Regions from separate parts of the Homo sapiens genome. Here region 2 is linked to region 1. A link is a loop called in an ENCODE intact Hi-C map of the cell type or tissue named here. Cell type or tissue: dorsolateral prefrontal cortex. All regions are shown on one strand. Each heading gives the region's core, and the rest is flanking DNA. Links, peaks and the distances in the headings are about the cores only.

What was found. Peaks named below come from ENCODE experiments on the same cell type or tissue, not always from the same donor. Only the 100,000 strongest peaks of a DNase experiment are listed, where the experiment ranks them.
Region 2: it touches region 1 in a loop (2.3-fold over the local background); 2 of 110 quality-filtered maps call a loop at or near these places.

What each region holds. Positions count from the first base shown.
Region 1 is chr2:26,930,865-26,946,732 of GRCh38, reverse strand. It overlaps DPYSL5 (dihydropyrimidinase like 5), which reads right to left. Exons shown (of 13, transcript NM_020134.4): 6 at 15,049-15,093; 7 at 13,400-13,475; 8 at 11,999-12,155; 9 at 6,561-6,702; 10 at 4,641-4,783; 11 at 3,983-4,190; 12 at 1,909-2,077. Among named protein-coding and RNA genes, the nearest start is that of MAPRE3, 32 kb to the left of the region's middle. RefSeq lists an enhancer at 11,881-12,380. In dorsolateral prefrontal cortex, for the core only: CTCF peaks have their summits at 3,745 and 3,944 (motif pointing right); a DNase peak (open chromatin) is centred at 3,942; H3K27ac peaks cover 450 bases.
Region 2 is chr2:26,753,821-26,769,688 of GRCh38, reverse strand. SLC35F6 (solute carrier family 35 member F6) reads right to left here and starts at 5,405. Exons shown (of 6, transcript NM_017877.4): 1 at 5,263-5,405. The coding sequence starts at 5,339. RefSeq lists a silencer at 5,229-5,538 and enhancers at 5,549-5,748, 9,923-10,668, 11,194-11,253, 10,669-11,416, 14,409-15,156 and 1 more. In dorsolateral prefrontal cortex, for the core only: CTCF peaks have their summits at 5,235 and 5,437; DNase peaks (open chromatin) are centred at 478, 4,924 and 5,418; H3K4me3 peaks cover 2,358 bases; H3K27ac peaks cover 3,868 bases.

The DNA.
Region 1 (15,868 bases), core at 324-8,323:
TGCAGTGTGTAAGTGGCAGAGCCTGGACTTGGACCCAGGTTTTCCTGATTCAGAGCCGACATTATTAACTGCCCACTGTGCCAACTTCACTGCCCCATGCCTAGGCATACAGTCTCTCGTACATGCAGGTCATTGGCCAGCCTGTTGGCACATGGGCCTTTGTACATATGCCTCAGTGAGTAAGCGAGAGAGAAAAATGAGGGTATGCCATTGTTTCGGAAAATGAAAGAACCACAGCCCAAAGGCCCCGCATCTTGAAATCCCATGACTTAGTTACAAAGGGAGGGTCTATACAGGAGAAGGATTGAAAAAAAAAAACAAAAACAAACAAAACACAAAGGGAGGGAAAGGGAGGGTCTAGTGCCCCGGAGAGCCCAGTGGGACATTCTTCAGCCTGGCCTGCTTAGAACAGACAAGATTTGGGGTAGAGAGGAGGGGACAGGCTGCCTGATGTTTGCTGTCTGAGCGGGGGTTCTGCCCAGTCTTGGCTCTCAGGCAGGAGAAGAGGAGGCTGCTGGTCAGCAGGGGCCCTGCAGCTCTGGGGTCTTGGTGCCTCTCGTGGGTCTGGCTGCAGGAGGAAGGCGGTGGGAGTCCATGCCTCCGGGACTGGCAAGACCTGAGTGTGCATAAACAAGTCTTCCATGCCAGGGTCCCTTTCTGACTTCACTCATGGCCCGTCACTGGTGGGAGTGGCAGTGGCCCTCAGAGTAGCGGAGCCATCATCTCAGGAATGAGACTGGTCCTGAGAGAGGACCCCTCCCCATGGGCTACCAGCACCTCCAACAGGGACCTCATCTCTTCTGCCACAAGCTGCGCCTGGCCCAAAGCAGGGCACACAGGAGCCTGGGCAGGCAGGCGCTGACCCATTGGCATCCCTCTGGTTTAGCCCTCTGTTCTCACAGCAGGATGGTTTGTGTATGGGGCTTGTCTCCCCCAGTAAACTCCAGGCTGTGGGTGGAAGGACCAGGGTCTTGCGCCTCTCGCCGTACCCATCCCAGCACAGCCCTTACTGAGTGGGTGCTTGGTCTCTCTCTGGGCTTATCCTGAAGGCAGCTCAACTGTGCTCAGGGAGACTCAGGGTCCTAGCCCCCTGCAAGTGGTGGTGACAGTTCCCACCTAAGCCACCTGGAGGCCCGAGGCATCTTACAGCCTCTGCTTGTTCTCCACTGAGGATCATCATTTATGAGCCCGTGGCTCGCATGGTGATGGGTGCGGGGGGGGACGGGGGGGCGGGAAACTGCAGATCGTGGCTTTAAGAACTGGGATCGCACCCCCCAAGGAACCCAGAGATTCCACAGAAGGACTGGGGCCAGGACCCAAAGGACAGAAAGATAAGAGAAAAAACTGGGCATCAGAAGTCGAGAGAAAATATTTTACTTAAAGTTAATAAAATATATACAATACAATTCCTGGTAAAAAAAAAAAAAAGAAGGTGAAGGTGAGGCAAAGGCGGGGAAAGGTGTGGGAAGGTCAGAGGAGGAGAGGGGGTAGCAGAAGGAGTAGAGAGGCTGGTGAGGAGTGGGCTGGGGTGGGCGAAGGGCTGGTCGGTGCAGTCCCGTGAACCACAGACAGGGCTGACTCTTCTGAGCTCAGGGCATCTCTGGAGCACCCACTGTGTGCACAGCCCTCAAGATGTTTCAAGGGACAAAAATATCTGAACTTAGAAACCCCGAGCAGAGCCCCAGGTGGGCCATGGCCTATTAGAGCGTCTGTGCCCAGGGACCAGGACAGCCCTCCTGTCCCCACTAATGTCTATGTGAGTCTAATATCCAAACCAGCACTCATCCCTGGAAATAGGCAACGGGAGGGAGGAGAGGACACAAAAGAAAAGCAGGCGTAAGTCCCACTGCCTAGGTGGGCCACTTCTCCCAGACCCCCATCCTCCTCCCGTGGCCCCCTGACTCTTACCAGAGAGGCTGAAGCTGGATTCGTGAAGGTCCCTCATGCCCCCATGCCGGGTGACGGGCCGGGTAGGAGTGTCTGCGAGTGGGGTTCCCATCTCTTTTTTCCCAGGGTGCACGACAACAGCGACATCCCCCAGGTAGGGAGTGCGGTCCACTCCTCTAACCTTTAAAGTCTAGGGAAGGATGGAAGAAGAGCAGAAGAACAGGACAACACCATCAGAGCTGAGTGATACAACCATGGCCTCCCTGGGGGCCGGTGGGACATTAGACACTGCCACTCTGCCCAAGACCCAAATCACTGCAAGTGACCAAGGCTTCTTAAACATTGAGTCCAGGGGCTGGAGTTTTCTCATACCTCCTAAAGAGCATGTGCATATGTGTACATGTGTGCATGCGTGCATGTATGTGAGTGCACATGTGTGTGTGCATGCATGTGTATGGGAGAGATACTGGCTCCCCCTCAACACTGATGGAAGCCTCACCGAGGTAGCAGGTAGACATCTGAGGAAGTCAACTTTAACCAAATTTTTCTTTTCTTTTTTTTGAGACAGAGTCTCACTCTGTCGCCCATGCTGGAGTGCAGTGGTGCGATCTTGGCTCACTGCAACCTCCGCCCCCGCAAAGTGATTCTCCTGCCTCAGCCTCCCAAGTAGCTAGGATTACAGGCGCCTGCCACCGTGCCTGACTAATTTTTGTATTTTTAATAGAGACGGGGTTTCACCATCTTGGCCAGCTGGTCTTGAACTCCTGACCTCGTGATCCACCCGCCTCGGCCTCCCAAAGTTCCGGGATTACAGGCGTGAGCCACCATGCCCAACCGGAAGTCAATTTTAGAGAGCGCCCTCCCACACAGCGCAACGTTATTCCCCACCTTAGGCTCCCACGAAGCCACACCCTTTACTGGTCTGACAACTCTGAGGGAACAGAGGCTAAACACAGCCCCATCTGGAGATGAGAGGCCCCCAGTAGCAATACTAGCTAATTCTGTACTCACAAAGGCAGTAGAGTTAGGAGTCTATATTCTACAACCAGACTGCCTAGGTTCCAATCCCAACTCTGTCACTTGTAAACTGTGTGGCTTTGTGCAAGTTACTTTTCTGTGCCCATAATACTATACCTACATCAGAGAGTTGCAGGAGAGCAGACGAATTAATATGTGTAAAGCTGTTCCAACTGCTCTGGCACATGAGAGGCAACACAGAAGTACGAGCAGTTATTACTGCAGAGGTCATTTATGGTCCTACATCGTATTAAAAAGTGTTATTGGGCCGCGCACAGTGGCTCACGCCTGTAATCCCAGCACTTTAGGAGGCCGAGGCAGACGGATCACTTGAGCCCAGGAATTTGAAAGCAACCCGAGCAACACGGTTAAACCCCGTCCATCTCCACAAAAAAGTAAACATTAGCTGAGTGTGATGAGTAAGAGACCCTGAGTTTGCTTTTGGATTTAGCCCTGCGATCACGAAAGTCACGCTTTCTTCATTCAGGCAGCCCAAGCCTGCGCTCCCACGGCAGACCTGGCAGTGGATTTCTTCACTCATTGGCCTCTGGGAGAGAAGGGTCCTTGGTTTCTCTGAAAGCTCTGAGCCCTCTCGTGTGCTCTGTGTGCCAGCAGTGTGGGCCTCCCGTGTTCAGGTGCCTGCTCCTCCTGTGCTTCAGACAATGCTTTGCAAATGCCAGCTCTACCCCCCGCTTGCTTCATCAAGAGTGGGAGGGAGCCGAGCCAAAGCAGCATCTCCAGCCCCCAGCACCTCCTCCACCCCAAGCCTGCGTATCCAGAGGAGCTCAGCGGTCGCACACACTCACATTTCCCACTTGTGCCCTCAGCAACTCAGGAGCCCTGCTGCCTGACCACTTAAAATGCCACTTGGTAATCAAAGACGGGGAACAGAAATCAGCATTTTCTGACTCTAGCGTTCCCTGGCGCTGCCGCACACTCCCCTCTCAACGCTGGAGAAAGTGCAATGGAATTGGGTCGAAAACTGGAGTGAACATCTCTTTGAGATTTAAAACAGTCATGGAGGATGTTCCCCGGCAGGGGGCGCCAACACCCCTGCATCTTCCTCCTCCCACCTCACCTTCTCTCTCTGGACCAGCTTCTTGTAGACAGTGTCTGGGAAGGACCTCAGGGGACAGAACTTGCCGGTGCCCTCGGCGCACATGAAGACGCCGTTCTCATACACGACGCGCCCCCGGCTGATGGTGACCAGTGGCACGCCGTGGCAGCGCATGTTCTCATACAGGTTGAAGTCTCCTCCCTGGACCTGCGTGCTGGCTGAGATGGTCCTGGTGGGGAGGCAATGGCGGGAGAGAAAGCGCTGAGGACAGGTCAAAATGTCACAGCTCCATGGGAGGGGTGAGCCCCAAAGGCTGGTTGTTATGGGTTGAATTGGCTCCCTTCAAAATTCTTCTGCTGAAGTTCTAACACCCAGAACCTCAGAACATGGCACTATTTAGGGCCTTTAATGTAATCATTAAGATAAAGTGAGGTCATATAGGTGGGCCCTAATCCAGTCTTATCGGTGTCCTTATAAGAAGAGGAGACAGACACACCAGACATGTGTGACACGGAAGAAAGACTGTGTGAAGATGGAGGGAGAAGATGGCCAACGGTAGGCCAGGGCCATATTTTGTGCTAGAAATAGTGCAAAATTATATGCTTTTGGAGATCTGTAATGCAAGTCTTCTTCAAAATCCCAAGCCCCTCTAGCCCTGGGGACGAGCAACAAACTTTACTTTGTGGCTTCTGGGTCCCACACCACCACATCAGCATCGGCTCCGGGAATAATGCGGCCCTTGCGGGGATACAGGTTCAGAAGCTTAGCTGCGTTGGAACTGGTAACGGCCACAAAACGGTTCTCATCCATCTTTCCTCCAACCTGAAATGTTGCAGAAAGTGTCAAGTCAACCAGGCTCTGGGGGTGGGTCTCAAACCCTTGGTCACCTTTGATGCTGGCCCATGGACTTAGGGCTTAGGTGGTCAGGACAGTGGTCACAAAGGGACAAGGCCATGAGCACCATCTCAGATGAGCCAGCCTGCTTGGCTGGGTCCCAGTTGCTCACTTATTCCTTTCTCCCTTCACCCAGCAACTATGGTGAGTGGCCGTGGTTCCATTCAGGCTTCCTGCCCGGGGGCAAATCTGCCTCCTGTTTGTAAAACCAGCTCTGCTCATGTGCCCACACGGATGAGTCAGGAACCTCCCTTCATCTACTAAGGGTGATATTTTCAAAGGGTTATATATGCTCTAGAAAAACATCTTATTGCCCCACCCATGAGAGTACTATGGACTCTCTTCAAGGGGATTTCCTGAGCCATCTCCTTGGCCTTCCATGAGCTTAGTCTTGAGAACTTCAAATCTCTTTGGGGCTCATACTATTTTAGATCTAATCTGAGATAGATCAAGACCAAAAATACTTATTCTTCATGTGCGGAACAGGTGGTATTCAAATGAAGTCCCAGTTCTTATCTTTTCTGAAAGCAATTAGACAAAATATATCAAATCAAGAGCCTTAAAAATGTTCACATCCCTTGGCCTAAAAATCCACTTCTAGGATGCTGTCTTAAGGAAATAATCAGAAATAATAATCAGAGGCCGGGTGCAGTGGCTCATGCCTGTAATCCCAGCACTTTGGGAGGCCAAGACGGGCGGATCACGAGGTCAAGAGATCGAGACCATCTGACCAACCAACATGGTGAAAACCCGCCTCTATAAAAAATACAAAAATTAGCTGGGCATAGTGGCGCACGCCTGTAGTCCCAGCTACTCGGGAGGCTGAGGCAGGAGAACCGCTTGAACCCGGGAGGCGGAGGTTGCAGTGAGCCGAGACAGCGCCATTGTACTCCAGCCCGGGCAACAGAGGGAGATTCTATCACACACAAAAAAAAATAAATAATAATAATAATAATAATAATCAGAAATGCTGACACACACTCCTGAACAAAGAGGTTCTCCTCAGCATTATTTGTAAGTGCAAAAATTAGAAACAGCCGAAAGTCCCAAACATCAGGGAAGGATTAAATAAAGTATGGTACTTTCATTGGAGAAAATATCATTCAGCTCTGAAAAAAGATGTTTTTAAAGAATTTTTACTGATATAGGGAGACACTCAGGGTATAGTGTTATATGAAGAAAAAAAATCCTGGTTAGTATAGCAGTTGGTAAAAGAAAAAAATATGAAGCCAGTTATTAAAATAATGTATAGCTGGGTGTGGTGGCTCACACCTATAATCGCAGCACTTAAGGAGGCAGAGGTGGAAGGATAGCTTGAGCCCATGAGTTCAAGACCTGTCTGGACAACATAGTAAAAAAGGAAAAAAAAAAAAAAAAGTACAGTACATGCACAGAACTAAATGAAAGAAATATATTAAAATGTTAATAGTAGTTTAATTTCTAGGCGTGGAATTAAGGTTTCTTTTTTTCTTATACTTTTCTGTATTTTCCAAATTTCCATAATAGGTCTTACTACCTTTCTAATTGGGGGAAAGACCTTTTGTGTTTTGTTTTTGAGTGAAACAAACAGCTGGGATTGAACCAGCCCTTCTAAGAACATTCTTTGACAGGATCTGAGGAGTGAATACTCTTATTGGGATTAGAACGGGGATGAAACGGGGATTAGAGCAGGGATCAGATCGGGGCGGGGCTCTAGGAAACATACCACTCCTCTCTCCCAGATGACGCTCATGCGGTCCTGCACGCCACTCACTCCATGTGGGATCTTGGTGAAGTCTTCCTTGCCCATAGCTTTCTGCTTTGTGGTGAAAGGCCGGTGATCTGATGCCACGATGTTCAGAGTGTCACTGGGTAGAGAAAAGGAGGTGACCAGTAAGGGGAGGGGAGGTGAGGAACTTAGAGGGTGAGGATAGATATAGGGAAAATCCTCCGTGTGGGAAGCAGGCAAAGCCGACTCCAATTTCAGCTCTGCCGCTTAGGCCATGTGGTCTGTCGTGAGTTACTGCATCTATGTGAACCTCAGTTTACTCATCTACAGAATGAGTGTGGCACAGTCTGTCTGTGTCACAGGAGACTTCAGTGAGAGCCTTGGGATAGCAATGTTTAAGAGTGAAGATAGCAGAGAAAAGCCGAACTTAGAGTCTAGCTGAAGTGAGATGGTGGAGGTAGTTCTACTCTCATGGAATTGTATACCAATTCCCTCTCATCAGCTCTCCAACCCCAACCTGCTGGCAACAAGCATTCACAAGTTCAGTGTTAAGCTTTGTTGAATAACTTGGACTCATAGCCTTCCTTGGATGTGGGGATTCTAATGGCCCAGAAGGGGAAGGAGGGATGAGCTAGAAGCCTGACTTAATAGACCGAGAGTGGTATGCAAGCCACTCAGTTCTTCCCCAATGCCGTTCATGACTACGGTCCTCACACATATATTAAGGCTGTCCTCGGGCCAGGTGCTCATGCCTGTAATCCCAGCACTTTGGGAGGCCGAGGCAGGTGCATCACTGGAGGCCAGGAGTTCGAGATCAGCCTTGGCAACATGGTGAAACCCTGTCTCTACTAAAAATAGAAAAAAATTATCTGAGCGTAGTGGTGGGCGCCTGTAATCCCAGCTACTCTGGAGGCCGAGGTGAGAGAATTGCTTGAATCCAGGAGGCGGAGGCTGCAGTGAGCCAAGATAGCCCCAATGCACTCCAGCCTGGGGAACAGAGGGAGACTCTGTCTGAAAAGATGAAAAAAAAGCCATCCTCCATCCAAGGCTGTGGGTGGCTAAGGCACAGGCAGGCCCTCGAGGGGCTCCTGGGCCAAAGAAGACGTAGGGAAGAACAGGGAGAGAGGGCTCATGGCAGCAGATCCTCTGCCCAATGAGGGAGGCAGGCAGGTGGCCTGGATTCAGAGATCTCTGCAGGCCAAGGGCTCAGAGGCAGTGAGGGGCGGAGGAGAGAGAATGCCCACGCAAACCAGGTCAGGGCCTCAAGAGGAAATGGCTTTGCGGGGCCAGAGAAAGGCCTGGCTGGAGCAGGGGAGTCAGGTGGGGGAGGGGATGACTGCTGGGACCACACTGTGGGTGCCCTGAAGGTCAGGGGCAGGGGTCCCATTGTACTCTGTAAGAGGCCCCAGAGCCTTGTGAGTGCCTGTGGGCCATCTAAGATGCCCACTCCAGGAGACTGTGGGGGCAGAAAGCATTATCTGACCTGGTGAGGAAGCATATTCTTAAGGCTCTCAGATGATGGCCAGTTAGCTCCATAGGGCTGTCTCCACGGGGGACCTGGCAGGGCTTATCAGTCTCAGCTCCTGCCCAGTGACTAATGTCTTTGGCCAAACCCGTGGTGAAGATGCATCGCTCTTCCTGTGCGGTAGGCTGGGCCTTCTCTGGGCCAAAGAGGCTGCTCTGGCCCTTGCAGAGACTCTTTGCAAGAGATTCTCCCGCAGAGCCCCAAGGCTCCCCACACTCTCTGGACCTGCAGAAGCCCTGATAGATGAATGGAATCTTTAGGGTTTCCTTTCTCCTGAGGGGCCCTCTGGATACCTGAGCAGGGCTCAGGGCAGAAGATGCCCACTGCAGTCATGAAGGGCAGGTCAGGGACCCTGAGAGCAACAGGCTCAACTCCTGCTCTTTAACCAGCAAGTCTTCCTGAGCACCCAGCTTTCTGAAAAGGCTCCTACACAAAGGTACCCACTAAGCAGCTGTGAATGACGGTAGTTACATTCTAGGAGGCCCTCTGAGCTCTCTCAGTGCTGCCCTGAATCTGGGAGGTAGGAAGCCCCCATCCAAACCATTTAAAGTTTAAAACATGACTGGCTTTGCTAAGCACTGTAACATTTTATATGATCAAATGAAAAAATTTCTTGTCCCTTTAAGAAACCAGATTTTAGGCCAGGTGCAGTGGCTCACATCTGTAATCCCAGCATTTTGGGAGGCCGAGGCGGGTGGATCAGTTGAGGTCAGGAGTTTGAGGCCAGCATGGGCAACATGATGAAAAAATACAAAAAATACAAAAATTAGGCTGGGCACGGTGGTGCAGGGTGGCTCACGCCTGTAACCCCAGCACTTTGGGAGGCTGCACTCCAGCCTGGGAGACAGAGTGAGACCCTGGCTCAACAAACAAACAAACAAACAAACAAACAAACAAACAAAAAACTAGCCAGGCATGGTGGTGCACACGTGTAGCCCCAGCTACTCAGGAGGTTGTACCACTGCATTCCAGCCTGAGTGACAGAGCCAGACCCTGTCTGAAAAAAAAAAACAAGCCAGAATAAAGCATAAATAGTTATATCTATAGATTGTACTTTTTTATTCCTGCAGGGCCTAACAAATCACAAATCATACCCTAAAGTAGATAATTAGGAAACAGCTCATATTTTCTTATAGGAATAATAATTGGTGTCTGAATTTTCTATCAAGTATCTTGCATCATATAAATTATAACCAATAATGTGTTACAAAAGCAAAATTATAGTCATCATAAATTTCTATAAATATTAAAATATTAAAATTATGCTCCAAATCCTATAAAGTAGCACCCATTTACAATATGCACTGATTAAAAAGGGATTAAAAAGGGATTCAGACTATTATCATAACACAAAAAGTACATTTCTACTTAAATAAATAGAATTAATTTAAATAATTAAAATACATTTGACAAAGTAAGCTAGATATAAAAACTTAAATTATTCAATGATACTTATTCCAGTCTATTTGAATTTGTGTGGGTTTGGGCGCTGTAATTTGGGTGGGTTGAAGCACTTATTATCTTTTTTGTTCTTTCAGTAAATTTGCTTGTAGCAAGCAGGGGTGTTTCAAAAGATTCTTGACCTTGGAACCAAGCCCACATTATTATAGTGGAGTCTTGGTAATTGTTTCTTTTATTGTATTGCTGATGATGAAAAGGAGGTTGATTCTTCTCAAAACAAGCTTTTTTTTTTTTTTTTAAATGAAGTCTTGCTCTTGTTGCCCACGCTGGAGTGCAGTTGTGCGATCTCAGCTCACTGCAACCTCCGCCTCCTGGGTTCAAGCGATTCTCCTGCCTCAGCCTCTGGAGTAGCTGGGATTACAGGCACGAGCCACCATGCCCAGCTAATTTTTGTATTTTTAGTAGAGACAGGATTTTACCATGTTGGCCAGGCTGAACTCCTGACCTCAGGTAATCTGCCTGACTCCGCCTCCCAAAGTGCTGGGATTACAGGTGCGAGCCACCATGCCCAGCCAAAACAAGCATTTTTTAAGAGTAAGAGCTGATCTAGCATTTCTCTCTTAATCTTTACCCTCCATATTTATTTACATAATGTAAATATGTAAATATTGTAAGAGCTGCTGCCGCCTGGCACCCACCAAGGCTATGGGACAGAATACAATGACCATCCCCATGCCGTGGTGCGTACTGCCCTCCACAGAGGCCACCTTCGCCCACGCCCCTATCGATGGCACTCCACTCGCATTGGCTAAGCCCTGCACCCCCCAACTCTGTTTAGGTTGTGAACATAACGGGATGGGAGTGGGAGTTTTCCAGTGGTTGGCAACCAGAACTGAAAGCTAAGGACATGGATGAGACAAGCACCTTATTATCTAAGACAGCCATCTTCGGTGGGGCCAGTCGCTTCCCTCCACTGCTCCTGCACCATCTTAGAAGAGGCGAATCCCCATCCCCCAGGTCTAGAAAGCGGGACCCTCGGAGGGAGACTGAGGGGTTGGCAGGATGGAGAGTCCTGGCATTCCCTCCCCTCCTCTTTCCTGAGTTGAGTGGGGCTTCCATACCCTCTCCTCACCAGTCCACCCTGAAGACAAGGAGGGCATACTTCAAGAGGTTCACTTGTGGAGAACAGAGCTGAGAGCAGTGGGCACCTTGCCTGGACTGTGGGCTATGGACCTGCCTCTGAGCCACAGGGAGCAGAAAGGCTGTGTGGGCTTCCTCTGGGCCTCAGATACTGTAGAAGGTGGCCAGGCATAAGTTGCCTTGTGCAGGTCCTTGTTCACAGAGGCATTGCCAGTGCTGCAAGCTGGGAGGGATGCATGCTTGGGTATGGAGAAGAATCCCCTCGCCTTTTGTCCTAGTCCTCCTACCCCAACCCAAGCTGAGCTGGGGATCAGGAGGGAAGGAGATGAAGTCTTAAACTGGATGGAACTTTAATACCCAAAAGTGAAGAGAAAGCATCGTCTTCTCCCCCAATTTTTTTTTTTTTTTTTTTGAGATGGAGTCTTGCTCTGTCGCCGGACAGGCTGGAGTGCAGTGGCATGATCCTAGCTCACTGCAACCTCTGCCTCCTGGGTTCAAGTGATTCTCCTGCCTCAGCCTCCCAAGTAGCTGGGATTACAGGCACACACCACCATGCCCGGCTAATTTTTTGTATTTTCAGTAGAGACAGGGTTTTACCACGTTGGCCAGGCTGGTCTTGAACTCCTGATCTCAAGTGATCCACCCACCTCGGCCTCCCAAAGGGCTGGGATTACAGGTGTGAACCACTGCACCTGGCCCCAAAAATGTTAATAGGAGAGAGAAAGAAGCTGCAAGCAGTTATTGGGATAAAACAGAAACCCTTCCATAATTGGGTCCCACTGAATTCAGACCGTTCATCAAACCATTTCCTTTAGATTGGGATTGCATGGGGAAAAAGCAGTGTCAGAAATAGAAGAGCTGGAGAAAGGAGATCTGGAGGAAGGGTGTGGGAAGGAAAGGGGGAGAAAGTGCAGAAGAAAAAGGGAAAGGGGAAGGAAAGGAGGAGAAACCCACAGAAGGAGGGATGTACAGACAAGGGGCACACGGGAGCCAACAAGAAGAGGGAGAGGTGAACAAAAGAAACAGAAAGGACCCCTACATTCTAGGATAAGTCACAGGCCACGTTCTGCAGCTCCCCACTGGGCTTTAGAGTAAGAGATCAATGTCCTTTGAAATTCCGAATAACCACGGTTCACAGTTCTATATGTGCTCTTCACTCTTATACTTCAGAAGATCTCACTCCATATCAAGCGGTCATAAAATCCCAATAGGATGGCAATTATCTGATGGGCTCAGAGAAGGTAAGAAAAGCACAATGATCCTATGGGCACAATGAAATCAAACCTAGCTCAGATTTGTTTCCTGGGCCCTCTATGACGTCTTCCTAAAGATGTACACATCCCTGCAATGTGCTGCTGAAACGCCTTACTTGGCCAGCAGGCTCATGAGGTAGGTTGAGGTGTTGGTGTCCAGTCTCAGGGGAGGCACCGTGACATAGGCAGCCGCGTGGGACCAGTCCTGGTGGTAGTAGTGTAAGCCTGTCAGCGTGGCATGTGCAGTGGTGGTCTCCGCCAGCACAACCTTCCCTGGAAGAAGAAAGGTCAGAACCATAACCAGGAAGCCACCGAACCTGAGCGATCGCTGGTGTGTGCCTCTCATTTTACAGGTGAAGGAGCTGAGGTCAGAGACAGGAAGGGACCTGCCCAAGCTCACAGGGCTTTTAAGAGCACAGCTGGGTTCAAGCCCAGAGAGCCTCCCTATTCTGCTGACTTAGGCAAGGAGGACAGAGGGACATGGGCACCGAGGCCCAGCAGGACCAAGCGGCACTTTGAGGAGTCTGGTTTGGCCAGATGACCAGAGCACTGGTGTGTGCAGGGTGCTGTTGGCAGATGGAGCTTGACGGTGGGTGAACAGGCATGCAGGGCCACGAATGCCACGCTAAAGAGCAGTCTAGACTGTTTTCTGGACAGGCAGTTGCTGTGAGCAGCTTCAAGAGAACGGTTGTGGTAGGACAGGGAGGGCCGTAGCAGGGCTGGAGGACAGGGAGACAGGAGGTGGGAGCAGTCACCAGGCTGGGACGACAGTCTAGGCGAGACCCTCCAAGGGGCTTCAGTGAGGGGAGAGGCAGGTGGCGGGATCTAGAGGGCGATAGAGTTGAAGGCCAGGATGCCCTTGCTTCTGATCGATTATAGTTGAAGGCTGAGATGCCCTTGCTTCTGATCTGTCTCCCCAGGCTTGTGACTGTGACTTTGTTTCTCCTGCTGCCAGGCCCTCACCAGCACCTGGGGCGGGGCTGGACTCCAAGCATCTGCAAGCCTTTAGGTACTGCCAGGCGATCCGCAACAGAAGCCATACAAGTGCCCCTCGGACTCATACACAGGGTTCCAGGAGGCTAAAAGGAAGCTGGGCCCACACACTGTTCTTTCTTTAGGGACTTCCCAAACAGCCCCTGAAATGCCCACTGAAACTGGTCCAGCATTTTATGTTAGTTGCCAAGGCAACTGCTAGTAAAATCTATGAGGCCAAAAAGACACTAATTAATGAGTGGGTTTAAAACTTGGAAAATGTTACCAGACCCAGGAGAAGTGACAGACACTTCCGTAAAGCTGTTATGCATACAAATTTGCAGAAGAAAAAGCTCATGTTCTAGCAGACTAAAGCCAGCATAGCACAGGGCAGCTCTGAGGAAGACGGTGGCAGATGAAAGGGAAGGGCTGGCTCAGGTCCTGGTTTCAGGAGCCGGGGCCAGGAGTGAGCACGGCTAATGGGCCCCATCCATCTCCAGTCCCTCCACTTGACCTGCTCTGTCCAGCCAAGTCTATGGACTCACCTTGCATCTTAGCAGCTGCGATAACGTCACCAGCCGAGATACTGGACACGTTGACCAGGTAGATTGGACAGTGAGTCTAAACACAAGAAACAGTGGGAAGTAGGGAGGGTTGACCCATAAACTTCACAAGCATCAGAATAACCCTGGCAAAGTCAGCCCTGGCACCAGCGCCTCCCCCTGCGTCACTCAACCCCACCCTCAAGGTGACAGTCCTTAAGCGGAGAATGCAGGGCTGGCAGTCAGGGCAAGGTTGCAGGAACTGCATGATACGGGGAGGCAGAGAACAGCCTCCAGCACCAGAGCCCACCGGGAAGCCCAGCCTGTGAAGTTCAAGACCGTCAAGTCTGAACCTCGCATTTTCTCCCATCTGACAACCATGACTGTAATTTAAAAGGGGGGAACTCTTTTTCCTATTTTAATTTCCTGTTCATAAACGTGATGACCTAGAGTTAGTCGTGTATTCTGTATCTAAAATTACGATGCCTGCTGTCTGAAGGCTGCTTATCAGTAGACAGAATGCACCCTGGAGATGAACAAAATACAAGGGGGTTAGGGTTCAGAGTCTAGGCAAGAGAAGGCTGACCTTGCGAACGGACACCTGGACTGTAATACTGGTTAGCTTTTTCTCTACTAAGCTGTGCAACCACGGTCCATGGCTTAACTCCTCTGAGCATATGCTTGAGCTAAAAGGCAAGGAACTGACTTTTTGTTGTTTGGGTCTTTCCTTATTCTGGGTTAAGTTCCACCAGGAAGTAATTGATAAATAACTATTGTCATGACAGTGAAACAATGTCCTTGTCCAGCGGCCAGAGCTCTAAAGTGCAATTGGGAAATTCTGTTTCCCCAGATGTTATTCTGTTCTCTTTGCTTATCACATTAGGAGGATGTAGAGTTTAGGAGCTGGACTGAGTTTACACGTGAGCAATGAACTGAGCTTCAGCAGGCTCGGCGGGGTGGAATGGAAAGCTGGTGGTGAGAAGGGTGAATGCAAGGATGGTGGGCATGACAGCGCTCAGTCAGCAAACAGCTCTGGGTTCCTGTGGGCAAGACATGGTGCTGGCACCCAGAGCAGAATGGGGCTGCATCGTAGAGGTTGGTTTTCTTTCTTTCTTTCTTTCTTTCTTTTCTTTCTTTCTTTCTTTCTTTCTTTCTTTCTTTCTTTCTTTCTTTCTTTCTTTCTTTCTTTCTTTCTTTCTCTTTCTTTCTTTCTCTTTCTTTTTTCTTTTCTTTCTTTCTCTTTCTTTTTTCTTTTCTTTCTTTCTTTCTTTCTTTCTTTCTTTCTTTCCTTTCTTTCTTTTCTTTTCTTTCTTTTTTTTTTTTTTTTTTTGACAGAGTCTCGCTCAGTCACCCAGGACAGATTGCAGTTGGCACGATCTTGGCTCACTGCAACCTCCGCCTCCTGGGTTCAAGCAATTCTCCTGCCTCAGCCTCCTGAGTAGCTGGGATTACAGGTGCACGCCACCACGCCCAGCTAATTTTTGTATTTTTAGTAGCAATGGGGTTTCACCATGTTGGCCAGGCTGGTCTCAAACTCTTAACCTCAGGTGATCCACGCACCTCGGCCTCCCAAAGTGCTGGGATTACAGACATCAGCACCGTGCCTGGCCAAGGTTGGTTTCTAATCCCACAGTGGACATCGGGGGACTTACCCTGTTTGCAATGGTGATAACACGATGAGTGGCTTCAGCTTCCAGCTGTTAGAAACAAAGGACAGGAGGAAACCAAACTTCACCATCTCCTCCAAGGATACCCACACCATACTCTCCCCTTCATGGAGCAACTGCACCCATAGGGGTTGGCTCGGGGCAAAGCCCGGGCAGAGGCACTAACCTCCAACTACCTTGGCTCACAGTGAGGGAGAATTCTAGGTCTTACAATACCAGGCACGCCCTTGCTGGATGCTACTTGGGGCTTAATTAAAAGGCAAGGAAACAAAAGTAAATAAAAACCCAAGGTCATGTCTCTCCTTGTTTTCTGGTGTATTCTCTCCATAGCCACCTCAGAACTGCAGCAAAGGAGAAATAGTGGCTGATTTGACTCCGGAAATTAGCCTAGATTAGGGTTTCTGCGCATGGTACTATTGGCATTTGAGTTGTATAATTCATATATATATATATATATATATATATACACACACACACACACACACACACACACACACACATATATATATATATATATTTTTTTTTTTTTTTTAGATAGGGTCTCACTCTGTCTCCCAGGCTGGAGTGCAGTGGCATGATCATGGCCCACTGCAGCCTCCACCTCTAGGGCTCAAGCGATCCTCCCACCTCAGACTCCTGAGCAGCTGGGACTACAGGCATGCGCTACCATGCTTGGCTAATTTTTTTTTTTTTTCCCAGACGGAGTCTTGCTCTGTCGCCCAGGCTGGAGTGCAGTGGCGCAATCTTGGCTCACTGCAAGCTCCGCCTCCTGGGTTCACACCATTCTCCTGCCCCAGCCTCCCGC
Region 2 (15,868 bases), core at 442-8,441, 180 kb after region 1:
GCTGGAGGGACCTCAGGCTATTGTCCCTGCAGTTCACAGAGCCAAAATGCTGAAACAGAAGAAACTCAGCCATCAGCTGAACTCCTTATTTGACAGACAGGAACCCAGGGGCCAGAGAGGGCTCGAGGGGCTCACGGCTCCTCAGATGTTGAAACAGGGCCAGTACACTGGAAGCTCAGCAGGCAGTCATGCGCCCCCTCCCTGATGCTCTGAAGCTCTCCTCTGAGTTCTTGCTCCCCTAGCTGGTGGGAGGAGAGGGGCAGCCCAGTAGGTGGGCCTGTCTTCTCCACAGACACTGTATTCTAGGGGAGATGACCTCCAGGGCAGGAGGCCCGAAGGGTCCTAGCGGGGACAAGCTGAGGCCGCTCCTTTTGGCGGGCAGGCTGGGGAGTAGGCTCTCCGTGCTGGGTGGTGAGTCACTCCCTAGCATGGCCAGGCCCAAACTCAAAGCTCAGCATTCTGGGAGGTGTGCACGTCCACGTGAACGGGGGTGGCGAAAACAGACTGAGGAAGTGGCGATGGGGCTGGCTTGGGCAGATTAGCTGTGGCCATTCCCACAGAATCTCTGCCACTTCCTCTTGTGTCCCCAGCTTGTCAAGCCCAGTGAGTCCCCTTCTTTCTCCTGCCTGGGACCTACAGAAGGGCCAAGGCTTCTCCACTCTCTGGGGTGCCACAGCAGGTGGCCCTGGCTCCTGAGGTGACAATGGTGAGCCCTCTCATCTCCATGGAATGGAAAACTTTCCTTAAGCTGGGTGTGGTGGTGCATGCCTGTAATCCCAACACTTTGGGAGGCTGAGGCAGGTGGATTGCTTGAGCCCAGGAGTTTGAGACCAGCCTAGGAAACATGGCAAGACGCTGTCTCTACAAAAAATACAAAAATTAGGTGGGCACGGTGGCGGGTGTCTGTGGTCCCATCTACTTGGGAGGCTGAGGTGGGAGGATGGCTCAAGGTTGCAGTGAGCCTAGATGGCACCATTGCACTCCAGCCTGGGCAACAGAGAGAGACCGTGTCTTAAAAAAAAAAAAAAAAAAGGCTGGGCACAGTGGCTCATGCCTGTAATCCCAGCACTTTGGGAGGCCGAGATGGGCGAGGTCAGGAGATCGAGACCATCCTGGCTAACACAATGAAACCCTGTCTCTACTAAAAAAATACAAAAAAATTATCCGGGCATGGTGGCAGGCACCTGTAGTCCCAGTTACTCAGGAGGCTGAGGCATGAGAATGCGTTCACCCGGGAGGCGGAGCTTGCAGTGAGCTGAGATCACACCACTGCACTCCAGCCTGGATGACAGAGCCAGACTCCGTCTCAAAAAAAAAAAAAAAAGGAAACCTTCCTCAGTAGATCTTCAGTGTCCAGGAAGAAGGTACGGCAGGGATCACCAAGTCCATTTTACAGATGAGAAAACTGAGGCTCACAGAGGTCCAGTGGCTCATCTATTCCTCAGGTCCCAAGCCTCATGAACTTCCCACTCTACTACACTGTCCTCCTGAGTTAAGGCTTCCACAAGCTGGCCCAACAACCCCTTTGAAGCAATTATCCCATGCCAGTTCATGGAACCCAAGGGTGGTGGGGCAGCTGCCAAGGGCAAACATTGGAGCTGGCACAGAAAGGACACAGAAGAAGAGCAAACACCTCTTCTCTAGTAGAGGCCTAGTGGTTTCCAGGCTTCCTGCCACCTTCTTGGCAGGGTCCCTGGCCTGGGCATGAAAGGAAGTCAGGCTCATATCCCTGCCTGGCTGGGAGGGCCCTACAGCCTGCAGAACTTAGGAGGGGAGCTGAGCCTTACTTAGTGAGCATCTACTTGACCCTGGCTCTATTAATTAATTATTTATTATTATTATTTGTAGAGAACGAGGTCTCCCTATGTTGTCCAGGCTGATCTTGAACTCCTGGGCTCAAATGATCATCCCACCTCAGCCTCCAGTCTGGGATTACAAGCTGGAGCCACAGTGCCCAGCTGACCCCGGCTCTTCATATGTAGAACCTCAGTTGGATTCAGGAGACTGGGGTTCTGAAATGAGTACCTGTGGATGGGGCACTGGCTCACGTAGACAGAAATGGCTTGGCCTAAAGAAGATGATCGACAGAAGGTGCTAGTGAGGAGGTTTTGAGAAAACAGCCAGGGAAAGAAGAAGCCACTTCACAGGGAGGGGCCCCCTGCCAGGACCCAGGGATGGGGCCGCAGAGAGGAAAGCTGACCTGCCGCCCCAGCACAGCAGGCAGCACGTGCTCAGATGTGCTTCCTCATCCACTGCCTTTCATCCTCCCAAGAACCTGGGAAGGGAAACATCACTCTTGTCACAGGCCAAGAAACTGCCAGAGACAACCACAGGCTGTCAGTCTGAACCTTGAGTGGCCTGGACTCCAGCGGGAGGACCCTGTCAGCAGTGTCTCTGGGCTGGCTGAGAGGCTGGCAGCCCAGTCCTGGAGAGAGGCACATCAAAGGCTGGGAGCGCAGATGCCACTTACAGGTTTACAACTTCCACAAGCACAGGCTTCTCTGTCCTGGCCTGGGGAGCTGTGAGAGGAAACTCCCAGGAAGGAGGGACTCTGGGGTATCACAGTCATAAAAGAACAGGACTTAAAGTCCTGAGGCCTGGGTTCCAGCCTTCATTCAGACACCAAACAGTTGAATCACAGAAAGAAACTTCTCCTGAGGCCTCCTTTGTAAATTGTGGGGATTAGACTGGATGATTTCTATGCTTTTAACAACTCTAAATGACCCCAAAATGACTGGAGAAGTCCCCAGCCACACCCTCCAGTGGTGGTTAAGAGCATGGATGCTAGAGCCAGACCATGCTGGCTCAACTATAAACTCTGCCACTTAGTAGCTAAGTTGAACTTGGGCAAGGAATTTAATCATTTCCTACCTCAGTTTCCTTATACAGGAATATCAGCCCCTGTCTTTGCCTGATAGGGTGGTTATGAGAATTCCCTGAGTTCACACATGAAAGGGCAGAGCAGGGCCTGGGGCATGCGAGGTGCTCTTTGTGCATGAGATGCTTCTGCTAGTTGTCAGCACATGCTTGTCTGTCTGTGCCTGCTGGAAATCGTGGGTCAAAAATGTGATTTCCTTTTATTTTTTTTTTTGAGACCGAGTCTCACTCTGTCACCCAGGTTGGAGGGCAGTGGTGCAATCTTGGCTCATTGCAACCTCCGCCTCCCGGGTTCAAGCAATTCTCCTGTCTCAGCCTCCCAAGTAGCTGGGACTACAGGTGCGCACTACCACGCCCAGCTAATTTTTGTATTTTTAGTAGAGATGCAGTTTCACCATATTGGTCAGGCTGGTTTCAAACTCCTGACCTCAAGTGATCCAGCCGCTTCTGCCTCCCAAAGTGCTGGGATGACAGGCGTAAGCCACCGCGCCGGGCCAGAAATGTGATTTCAAATCCATACTTCACATCGGGGTGCATGCAGCTGCTCCCACATGTTCTTTCTCCCTAAGAGTATCCCTTCTTGTGGTTTGACCTTAGAACACTGTTTAGGGTCCAATTTGGGGGCCCATCTTGGGGTGGGAGGATCCTGAGAGGCCCCACACCAGCTGTCAGGCAGGGGACAGGACCAAAAGTTGGGTCTGTCACCTGGGAGCCTCTTTCCTGACTCTCAGGCAGCCTTTAAAGGCGACGCCTTCTGGGATTGAGGATCTCTAAGCTTCCTACCTGACTGGTTTGGAGTTTTCTAAGGAAGGAGGTGAATCAGCACAGTTTACCCCAGCAGTAACTGGCAATCTGGATTCTCCTTGTGGGCAGCAGCCCTGGTGGACTTACAACCGCTCTCTAAGCACTTGACAGAGGCCCTGGCTGGCATGACAGAACAGAAGACTTGCTTTGCTGTGTTCAGATCCTGAGATGGGAGCCCTCAGGCTGGGGCCTCTGAACAGCTAAGGATTCAGCATGAGGAGTGATCCTCAGGAGGATGCAGGGCCTGGGAAGCTAGTAGTTCTCCACAAGGCACAGTTGGCCAGAGGTGAACCAGAGGAACAGGTGGGGCCCACCCAGGACTCCACTGACTGTGCCCACCGTTTGGGGAAGGGAGAACACTGTGACTGTCGTGTGCGTACACGTCTGTCTCCTCCACCTCAGATTCCAAGCATCTCAAAGGCAGAGATCGCCTCTTGGTCACTTCTGTCCCCTTCCCTTACACACCGTAGGTACCTTATACATGGGATCGTGCCATTGCACTCCAGCCTGGGCAACAAGAAAAGGAGGGGCAGGAAGGCCCTGCCCTGAGATGGAGACAGAGAGAGACAAAGAAATGCCATCCTGCCCACAACAGAGGGGAGGCTAGGCCCTGTCCCTCAGTCTCATGACTGCCTGGGTCCTTAGTCCCTAACCTCCTGGGAACTGTCCCCCCTCTCACCCCCATACATCAGAGCTGAACTGGCCACTTGCCCTCTCTGTCTGAGTTAATGGCACTTTTCTTCTCCCAGGCAGAAACCCTGGAGTGATCCTTGTTTCTTGCTCATGTGGGTCAGGCCTGTGGCCATTCACACCTGGTCTCTGCCACCAGTTGTCCCTTCCTTTCTCTTCTCACTGCCACCTCCTAGTTCCCCTCATCTGCTATGCAGCAGCCTTGGAGTGGTTTTTCCTGCACCAAACCACTCCTCATGTCATTGAGTCAATCATATCACTTTCAACATGTCATTCCCCAGCTCAAAAGCACTTTTCTGATTATGAGAGAAAATCTAACCTGGGCATTTGATGCTGGTTACAATCGACTTTGATCTGGCCTTTCCGTAGACTTTCCTTGACTTACAGTCTCAGACACATTCCGAAATCCCACCTAAGCTTCAAAGCACAGCTCTAACCCCTCATCCTTGAGGGGCCGTGGGGCACCTCCCTGTCTGCCGCTTGAGGCCTCCACGCTCACTGGGTCACTCGGCCTGCACAGCCACTACTGCGGCTCATGTGCACAAGTCCAGGGGTCTCTCCCAGCTCGTGGAGGGAGGTGCTCAGGCTTGGACGCCAGCACTGGAAGGGCCGTGGAAAGGAATCGGCCAACCCTCCTGTTAAAAGACGTGGAAACAGGAGCGGAGGCTGTACAGCAAATCAAAGCCGGGGCTCGGATCCCCCCGTCCGGGGCGCAGCCCCGCTCCGCATTTCCCCGGGCCTCGCATCCCTTGGGTGGTCATAACGCGCGCGAACTGACCGGAGCAAGTGGGAAAGCAGGGGAAGCCAGGAGGGCAGGGCCAAGAAGGGGGAAGGCGTAGAACGAGCGCCGGGGTCGCCAGGGCCCGCACGCCCGGCAGGGCCCAGACTCACTTTGCCGAGAGCGTGTTGATGGAGCCGGTAACAAGCATGAGCCCGGCCAGGAACAGCTGGTACTTGGTCCAGGCCATGTCGGCGGACGCTGGGGTTCGCTCCAGTTAGCGGCGCCGGGCCCCGTCACCCGGGGTCTCCTGCGCGAGCGCTTCCGGGCCGGGCGTCACGTGACCCCTCCTGCTCGCCCCGCCCCCGGGGAGCGCGCCTGAGCCACGGTGCCCGCGCTCTGCCGAGTCGTCCTGGAGCGCTTTGGTGGCCACGCCGTGGCCCTGGCAAATCACGGCCCAGGCCTTCCAGTTTTTTTTTTCTTTTCTTCCTCACTCTCCCCCGCCTTTTTGGGTTTCTTTTTTCTATTTTTTTGAGAAGGAGTCTCACTCTGTCGCCCAGGCTGGAGTGCAATGGCATGATCTCGGCTCACTGCAATATCCGCCTCCTGGGTTCAAGCGATTCTCCTGCTTCAGCCTCCCGAGTAGCTCGGATTACAGGCGCCCTTCACCACGCCCGGCTAATTTTTTGTATTTTTAGTAGAGACAGGGCTTCACCATGTTGGCCAGGCTGGTCTCGAACTCCCGACCTCAGGTGATCCGCCCTCCTCCGCATCCCAAAGTATTGGGATTACAGGCGTGAACCACCGCGCCTGGCCTTGGTTTCTTATTTTTATCTTTGGGTCTTCCTATTTGTAAAAGGGGCGGATGGGACAGTGCAGTGAGGGTGCATCGTGGCTATTACAGCATTTTGTGAATCGTTTTGAGAGGTTGAGCTGGGCGGTGTCAGAAAGGAGCCCTGAAGTGGGCCTGCCGGGAGTTCCTTGGGGACCCTGTAGAGAGGAGATTCCCACGCTGGACGTTTCCACTTCGGGGCTCCTATCTGATACCGCCCACCTTGGGCACAGTTCATATCTTTCAGCAAAGTGGCGAAGGCATCTAGCTCCAGTTGCCGAGGACACCATTTTATAGCTGAGGACAGTAAATTCAGCGAAGCAGAGTGATTTGCTTAAGAACCTGCTGGTGAGCAGTGGGGTAGGGATTTGCGCTTGGGTTCTCCAGTCTCCAAAAATCCGTGCCTTCCGCATGGCCTCTGCACCAAGCCCTGCTTCACTGCTCCTTTGTGGACTTTCTGGTCGCAGCTGAGGCATCCAGGCAGAAAGACCATCCCTAGGTTTGTTTGAAGAGGGTGTTGACGAAGAGTCACACTCTAAAATATTTGAAGGGATTTATTCTGAGCCAAATATTTGTGACCATGGCCCGTGACACAGCCCTCAGGAGGTCCTGAGAACATGTGCCCAAAGTGGTCGGGGCGCAGCATTTTAGAAAGACACGAGACATCAATCAAATACATTTAAGAAATACATTGGTTTGGTCCAGAAAGGTAGGACAACTCAAAGCCGGGAGGAGGGGAGAGGGTGGGGCAGGAAACGGGAAAAATATCTATCTATGTTAATAGAGATTTTTGTTTTTTTTTGAGACGGAGTCTTGCTCTGTCGCCCAGGCTGGAGTGCAGTGGTGCGATCTCGGCTCACTGCAACCTCCACCTCCCGGATTCAATCAGTTCTCTGCCTCAGCCTCCCAAGTAGCTGGGACTACAGGTGCCTGCCACCACGCCTGGCTAAATTTTGTATTTCTAGTAGAGATGGGGGGGGTCTCACCATGTTGGCCAGGCTGGTCTTGAACTCCTGATCCACCTGCCTCGGCCTCCCAAAGTGCTGGGATTACAGGCGTGATCCGCCACGCCCGGCCGGTAATAGAGATTCTTTACAGATGCAAATTTTCCCCCACAAAAGACAGATTTGCAGGGCCATTTCAAGATATGGCAAAGAAAAATGTTTTGGGGTAAAATCTTTTGACTTTCTTCTTAGTCACATAATATTATGCCAGAGTCAGATTGGAAAGTAAGTCATGATATATAGGGTTAAATAAAACCCATCTGATGAGAATTTATGGTTTGTAGGGCATGACTCTCCAGACCTCTTAGGTAGGAATTTGGGCAAGGTAAAAAAAATCAGAGCTTAGTCCTCAAGGGGTTCTGGTGTTTAAAATCCTACTCTTGGCTGGGTGTGGTGGTTCACACCTATAATCCTAGCACTTTGGGAGGCTGAAGCGGGCTGATTGCTTGAGCTCAGGATTTCCAGACAAGCCTGGGCAACATGGCAAAACTCAGTCTCTACTAAAAATGCAAAAATTAGCTGAGTGTCATGACAAGTACCCATAATCCCAGCTACTCAGGAGGCTAAGTAGGAGGATCGCTTGAGTCCCTGGAGGTGGAGGTTGCAATGAACTGAGATCATGCCACTATACTCCGGCCTGGGTGGCAAAGTGACACCCTGTCTTAAAAAAAGAAAAAAAAAAGGCCAGGCGCGGTGGCTCGCACCTGTAATCCCAGCACTTTGGGAGGCTGAGGCAGGTGGATCACCTGAGGTCGGAATTCAAGATCAGCCTGACCAACATGGTGAAACCCCATCTCTACTAAAATACAAAAAATTAGCCAGGTGTGGGGGTGCATGCTTGTAATCTCAGCTACTCCGGAGGCTGAGGCAGGAGAATCGCTTGAACCTGGGAGATGGAAGTTGCAGTGAGCCAAGATCGAGCCATTGCACTCCAGCCTGGGCAACAAGCGCGAAAACTCCATCTCAAAAAAAAAAAAAAAAAGAAAGAAAAAGAAAAGAAAAAACTGCTCCTAATATGCCTTTCCCAGTGCTCTAGTCTGCACCCATGCCCTGTCACGCCAGCGACAAGATCCTTTTGTTACCAGAAAGGGGTTCTGATCCAGACCTCAAGAGAGGGTTCTTGGACCTGGCACCTTGCGGGGAATCCATAAAGTGAAAACAAGTTTATTAAGAAAGTAAAGGATAAAGAATGGCTACTCCATTGGCAGAGCAGCCCCGAGGGCTGCTGATTGGTTATTTTTATGGATATTTCTGGATTATATGCCAAACAAGGGGTGGATTATTCATGAGTTTTCTGGGAAAGGGGTGGGCAATTGCCAGAACTAAGTGTTCCTCCCCTTTTTAGACCATGTAGGTTAACTTCCAGTTGCTACCATGGCATCTGTAAACTGTCGCGCGCTGGTGCGAGTGTCTTTTAGCATGCTAATGCATTATAAATAGTGTATAACAAGCAGTGAGAAAAACCAGAGGTCACTTTTGTCGCCATCTTGGTTTTGGTGGGTTTTGGCCGGCTTCTTTACTGCATCCTGTTTTATCAGCAAGGTCTTTGTGACCTGTACCTTGTGCCCACTTCCTATCTCGACCTGTGACTTAGAATGCCTAACCTCCTGGGAATGCAGCCCAGTAGGTCTCAGCCTCGTTTTACCCAGCCCCTGTTCAAGATGGAGTTGCTCTGATTTAAATGTCTCTGACACTTTGGAAAACGACTTCAGACCGAGCCAACACACTTCCCCTATGCTGCAGATCTTGTTTCTGTGGTGAGAAAAGAACTTTTACCTGAGGAATGCGAGTCCTGTAAGTTATCAGGCCCAGAGAGACATTAAAATAAGACAGCAATCACGTCCTACTCCCACTTTGAGTTATGTATTTATGTCTTGAAACTGCTTGCTATTGCCACAGGTAGCTATAACCTAACAATGCTGCACTGGACACCATATCTTACATCCTATAGCACTGTACAGCCAATCACTAATCAATGTTATTTCTGTAAACCAATGAGAATTTCTGACAAACAACTTTGTATCAGCCCACTCCCTGTCCTCCTTTTTCTGCCTTTAAAAACCTGTTTGTAACAAAGAGAGAAGGGAGCTCACATCCAAGATTACTTGCGTCTGAGTCTTTTGGGCAGCTGTCCTCATTTTGGCTCAAGTAAACTGTTTAACTTATATTTTGTGCCTTGGCACCTTCTTGTTTTTTTTAAGATGAAGTGGTGCTCTGTCGTCCAGTCTGGAGTGCAGTGGCACATTCTTGGCTCACTACAACTTCTGCCTCCCAGGTTCAAGCAATTCCCCTGCCTCAGCCTCCCGAGTAGCTGGGATTACAGGTGAGCACCACCATGCCCAGCTACATTTTTTGTATTTATAGTCGAGATGGGGTTTCACCGTGTTGGCCAGGCTGGTCTTGAACTCCTGACCTCAAGTGATCCACCCACCTTGGCCTCCCAAAGTGTTGGGATTACAGGTGTAAGCCACCACGCCCAGATGGCTAGCAACTTCATTTTAGATGAACAGGAGGTGGCCCGTGTGGTGGCTCACACCTGTTATCCTAGCACTTTGGGAGGCTGAGGCCTCCTAATCCCAGGAATTTGAGAGCAGCTTGGGCAACATAGCCAGACCCTCATCTCTACAAAAACACTTAAAAATTAGTCAGGGGTGGTAGTGCGGGCCTGTGAGCCCAGTTACTGGAGAAGCTGAGGCAGGAGGATTGCTTGAGCACAGGACTTTGAGGCTGCAGTAAACCGTGGTCATGCCCCTGCACTTCAGCCTGGGCAACAGAGCAAGACCCTATCTCACACACACACAAATTTTTTAAATTAAACAAATAGATCAACAAGAGGTACAGAGATAGGACCTGTCTGCCAACTCCTCCTACTTGCCCTAAGACAGCCTCGAACTTGTGAAAAAGGCCAGAGTGGACGCAGAACTCTCAAGGGGCTGCACCAGACTCCCTTATTGCAGGAAGACCTGCTGGAGAAGGTGTATAAGTGGGATCCTGGAAAAAACATAGGAGGTCCCCAGATAGACAGCAGAAGGGCTTTCTTGCAGATGGACATGGCATGTACAGCGGTGCAGAGGTGTGAGTGTGGAACAAGCCTGGGACCCACAGAATGTTCTAGAATTTTCTTTAATTGGAGCCTCTTCTCCTTTCAGTCAGTGCGGAGTTGGAAGACCCAGAAGAGGTTTCTTCTGAACTTTTTTTTTTTTGAGATGGAGTCTTGCTCTGTTGCCCAGGCTTCTCCTGCCTCACCCTCCCAAGTAGCTGGGAGTACAGGCGTACACCACCACACCCAGCTAATTTTTGTATTTTTAGTAGAGACAGGGTTTTACTGTGTTGGCCAGGCTGGTCTCAAACTCCTGACCTCAGGTGATCCACCCACCTTGGCCTCTCAAAGTGCAGGGATTACAGGCTTGAGCCACAATGCCTGGTCTCTTCTGAACCGCTTGTCTCCAACAACACCTCTAGTTTTGTGTGATTTCAAAGGAGTTCATTGATTTATCAAAAAATGTTTATTGAGATGTAGGATGAATAAAACACAGCTTCTGTCCCAAGGGGCAGACTGGGGCAGCCCACAGCAGCAGGCACTCATCCCTATCAGAGGCCGTTCCTACAGGGCACAGTGACTCAGTCGGTGAGGCTCTGGACCATTTTCCCCACACGTCCAGGCCAAGGGCACTGTCCTGAAGTAAACGTTACTAATGATCATTATTAATTACCAGACCGACATGATGTCACTAGCAGCACAGTCTCTGTCTGTGTCGATAGCCACATCAAACAATGAATTTTAATTTATCACAATGTCCTGACCATTCATCAAACTGCTGTCTGTGGATCCCAGGAGACAGAGTTTATTGGCAAATATCCGTGGAGTCCACTAAGTTTAAGGCCTAGAGCCAGATATGGGGTCCTAAGGAAGCAAGACAAGGTCACTGCCCTTAAGGAATTTGAGATTCATTGGAGGAGAGGGGTCAACACTGCATTAACCATGCAGCAATGTGAGAATGTGTAAGAGACAGAGGGGGTTGAGGGAGGGATGGATTACCTAAGGGAGTGGGCAAGGAGAGGGGACAACAGTGACAATCAGAGCTGTCCTGGACCAGGTGCCCTGTGTCAGGCCTGTGCCTGAAGCTTGACCTCTGTGGCCTTGGTTTTCACAGTAGCCCTGTAGAACTGGAATTCAGAGGAGACCTGAGTAGGGACTTGAAGGAGGAGCAGGATTGCTCCAGGTGCAGAAAGCAGGGTCACCCCAGGCAGAGACAACCATGTGGACACCATGGGGTGGCTGATCAGCCCTTCACGCCAGGGTGTGACCTACAGTGAGGCTCCACGTCCCTGCCACCTGGCTAGAATGGGCTTTAGGGGAGAAAACTAGGATTGCATTAGTGCTTCCAGGTAGCAGTGAGCCCCAGGCTAAGGTATCAGGGCCCAAAGAGACAGGAATTCTGAAAAAAATACAGAGGAATCGTCAGAAGCATTTGAACGAGAGCAACTCTATCTTGAATAGGGGCTGGGTAAAATAAGACTGAGACCTACTAGGCTGCATTCCCAGGAGGTTAAGCATTCTTAGTTACAGGATGAGTCAGGAGGTTGGCATGAGATACAGGTCACAAAGACCTTGCTGATGAAACAGGATGCAGTAAAGAAGCCGGCCAAAACCCACCAAAACCAAGATGGCAACAAGAGTGACCTATGGTCAGAAAGGGGGAGGAACACTCACTTCCAGGAAATCCCCGCCCCTTTCCTGGAAAGTTCATGAATAATCCACCCTTTGTTTAGCATATAATCAAGAAATAACTATAAGTATACTCAGTCAAGCAGCCCATGCCACTGCTCTGCCTATGGATTAGCCTTTCTTTTATTCTTTTACTTTCTTAATAAACTTGCTTTCACTTTACTCTGTGGCTTCACCTTGAATTCTTGTGTCTTGCTCGAGATCCAAAAACCCTCTCTTGGGGTCTGGATTGGGACCCCTTTCCGGTAACAGAATTAGGGTGAATATGTACATGCATAGGCTTTGCAAAATCTATCTATCCACCTGAAATAATCAAAAGGTTCAGAATTCAATTTTAAATAGTTTATGCAAGTGAAAAGCTGGGAGTAACCACCTGAGAAACACAGGCACCAGAGAAATGGGGCCAGTGCTCCAAAGTTGAAAGTTAAGGTCTTTCTCATCCTGGTCGGCTTGGGGGAAAACCAAAAAAGTTAAGGTTTAGCTTATATAGGCAGGAAACAAATACATTTAGTAGGATTATAACATTTTCTGCAACAGGCTTGTTTATGAGTTACAACAGTTAGTTTTTCTTTTCCATAGAGCTTGTTTTCTTTACAACTTTTTATTTCCTTTCCAATTGAGAGGAGTGTATTTAACATCCCATCTTAGACAACGTGATAGTCATGAAGTCTTTGTATAGAAAGTTAATCTGTAATGGCCGGGCACGGTGGCTCACGCCTGTAATCCCAGCACTTTGGGAGGCCAAGGTGGGTGGATCACTTGAGGTCAGGAGTTTGAGACCAGCCTGGCCAACATGGTGAAACTTTGTCTCTGCTAAAAAATACAAAAATTAGCCAGGCATGGTGGCGGGTGCCTGTAATCCCAGCTACTTGGGAGGCTGAAACATGAGAATCACTTGGACCCAGGGGCGGAGGTTGCAGTGAGCTGAGATCGCACCACTGCACTCCAGCCTGGGCAATAGGGCGAGACTTGGTCTCAAAAAAAAAAAAGTTAATCTGTAATGAAGATCAACAGTGAAGCAAGGGGGTCTTCCTTGGCACCCTTCAGTCATTTACATTTTACAAAACAATGTAGGTAAGGAAAAAAGCTAATCTAATCGGAGAAACAGAGGTTACAGCTGCCTGTCATGTGACCCAGGCCTCATAATCATATTCCCTTAAGGCTCAATATATGTTAAAGTTCCAACAGCGTAGTAAATTTTGAATTACTAATTTTCACACATCAGATTATTATTTGATGGAATTTAGGGATAGAACTTAACCTGTACGTTGGATAAAAATTTGCCTCATATTTTTGTAAGCCCTGATTTCCTGGGTAAAATACTATATCTGCAAACCAGCACAAATGTTAACACTTGGCCTGTATCTCCACCCTTCTGCATTCCTGGTATCTTTGAGGACACAGCCCAGAGAAACCAACTGGTGGCTGCGGCCTGCAGTCAGTGAAGACAAGGGCTAGGGTGAGGTGGGACACGGTTCTCCTTCCTTTTCTGAGTCTTTAGAAAGTGAAACGTCAGTCAGCCTTGGTTGTATGGTGACCTCAGCCATCAGAAGAACAATTGTCTCCTGATTGCTCACTTTTTTTTTTTTTTTTTTGAGAGGAAGTCTTTCTCTGTTGCCCAGGCTGGAGTGCAGTGGGGCAATCTCGGCTCACTGCAACCTCCACCTCTCGGGTTCAAGCAATTCTCCTGCCTCAGCCTCCTGAGTAGCTGGGATTACAGTCACCCGCCACCAGCTAATTTTTGTATTTTTAGTAGAGACGGGGTTTCACCATGTTGGCCAGGCTGGTCTTGAACTCCTGACCTCAGGTGATCCACCCACCTCAGTCTCCCAAAGTGCTGGGATTACAGGCGTGAGCCACCACACCCAGACGATTGCTCACATTTGATCTGTTAAAGCTGATAAAAGACAACAGCTTATGTAAAGTTACAGATCATGAAAGGGAGCGAATTCAGCAAATTTTTAGCAAAGGAAGGAATTTTACTGTTAAGTGCGCACCTGCCACAGAATCCTCAAGTGTGAATGGGGTGGTGGGAGGACATAGGAGTTTCTTCATGTATCCCTAAGAATGCAGAATCTTCAGACATGCAAGGACACCTACGCAAGTTGTCCCTAACTAGGGAAAAGCGAGAGGAGGGCTCTGGCTGGGTTTGCCACTTTAAGCAAGGTGACAATGTTTGGGTCACTGAAGCACTCAGAGCCCCACTTTCCTATCTGTAAAATGGAAATGACATTCATAGCTTGTGTAGAGAGAGGACAGATGTGGAAGTGCAGTGCAAGCCCTGCTGGGGAGAATTACTACAGCTGCTGTAAGACCAGAGCCCACAAGATAGGGGGTATGGAGAAAGCCCTTAGCCCGCTGTGCCTTCAAAAGCACTCCTCATGGTTTGCATACGAGTTTGATCCAGACTTCCAGCCTTTTCTCCCAAAGTTGGGGACATTTTGAACACATTTGCATGCTACCTGCAAGCAGGCTCTAACTTCCAGTCACTGCAAACCCTGCATTTGTATTCAATGCTTACTGCCAGCATGTGGCTTGTCTGAAAGACTGAATGCTTTCCCAATCAATGTAATTACATTCTGGATTAAGAGAGAGTTGCTTTACCCTGGAAAGGACAGAAAGATGCGGGCAGACAAGCCAGGTCACACCTGCTTTTGTTTTTTCTTTAAACAAGCTTTTGCTGTGTATCCTTGGGCCATTTCTCTCCAGTGTAGTCTACTCCCTGGCTAGAATGTGACTTCCTCCTGGGCAAGGACTGGGTATCTTGCTGCCTGTCTCTCCCAGCGGGGTTGGTATTGATGGGCAGTCACCTGGAACTGTGGCTAGAAAGAGGAACAAGAGGCTTGAGAGGAAGAGGACTGGGGTGGATTCCGGCTGGAAGCAGGTCTGACAAGACTAGATCTTGGAGGAAGGGAGTGTGGACTGTCTACACTGGCAGAGAGGCATAGATATTGGAGCTCATCAGCTCATTCTGGCTGAATTTACAGCTGGTTTCTATGGTGACCAGAGATGATCAGATTATAACTCACCTGCTCCTTCTAGCTGCAGGCCCTCCTAAAGTCATTCTCAAACCTTCTCTTTTTTCTTTCTTTTTTAATTTAATTTTTTTTTTTAGATGGAGTCTTTCTCTATCACCCAGGCTGGAGTACAGTGGCACAATCTCGACTTACTGCAACCTCCACCTCCTGGGTTCAAGCAATTCTCCTGCCTTAGCCTCCCAAGTAGCTGGGATTACACGCGTGCACCACCAAGCCTGGCTAACTTTTGGATTTGTAGTAAAGACAGGGTTTCATCATCATGTTGGCCATGCTGGTCTCAAACTCCTGACCTCAAGGTCTTGGCCTCTCAAAGTGCTAGGATTACAGGCATGAGCCACTACATCTGGCCTCTGTTTTCTTTCTTATCATCTCCTTTGGTCTCTACCCACCTCCCCGCTCCCACCTCTCACCCCCATCAGTGCTGATCACTAATCTTTTTTTTTTTGAAACAAGGTCTCACTCTGTTACCCAGATTGGAGTGCAGTGATACGAACTCGGCTCACTACAACCTCTGCCTCCCAGGTTCAAGCAATTATCCTGCCTCAGCCTCCCGAGTAGCTGGGACTACAGGTGACTGCCACCATGCCTGGCTAATTTTTGTCTTTTTAGTAGAGATGCAGTTTCACCATGTTGGCTAGGCTGGTCTCGAACTCCTGACCTCAGGTGATCTACCCGCTTCGGCCCCCTGAAGTGTTGGGATTACAGGTGTGAGCCACCACGACCAGCCCTGATCACTAATTTTGAGGTGGTCATTAGATTCTGGAAGCTTGGTCCTCTAAGAGCAGGATCAAGTCAGATTCAGATAAAACAGAAACTCCCAGGTAAATTTGATTTCAGATAAGCAATGAGTCACTTTGTAGTATGAGTATGTCCCTAGTGTTTAGGACATACTTATGAAGCTGTCCTCACAGGCTTAACAAGAATCTTGGACAGAAATATAGTTATAATTAAGCATAATGAGGCTGCACTTTCACCCACTTCCTTGTAACAGAAAGTCGCATAGCACTAGATACTGACCACTTGAATCCCCATTGTTCCTTTAGATTGGATCTCTGACATTAGAATCATAAGGCTTGGCTGGGCCTGTGATCCCAGCATTTTGGGAGGCTGAGGCAGGTGGATCGTTTGAACTCAGTGACCAACCTGGCCAACGTGACAAAACCCCGTCTCTACAAA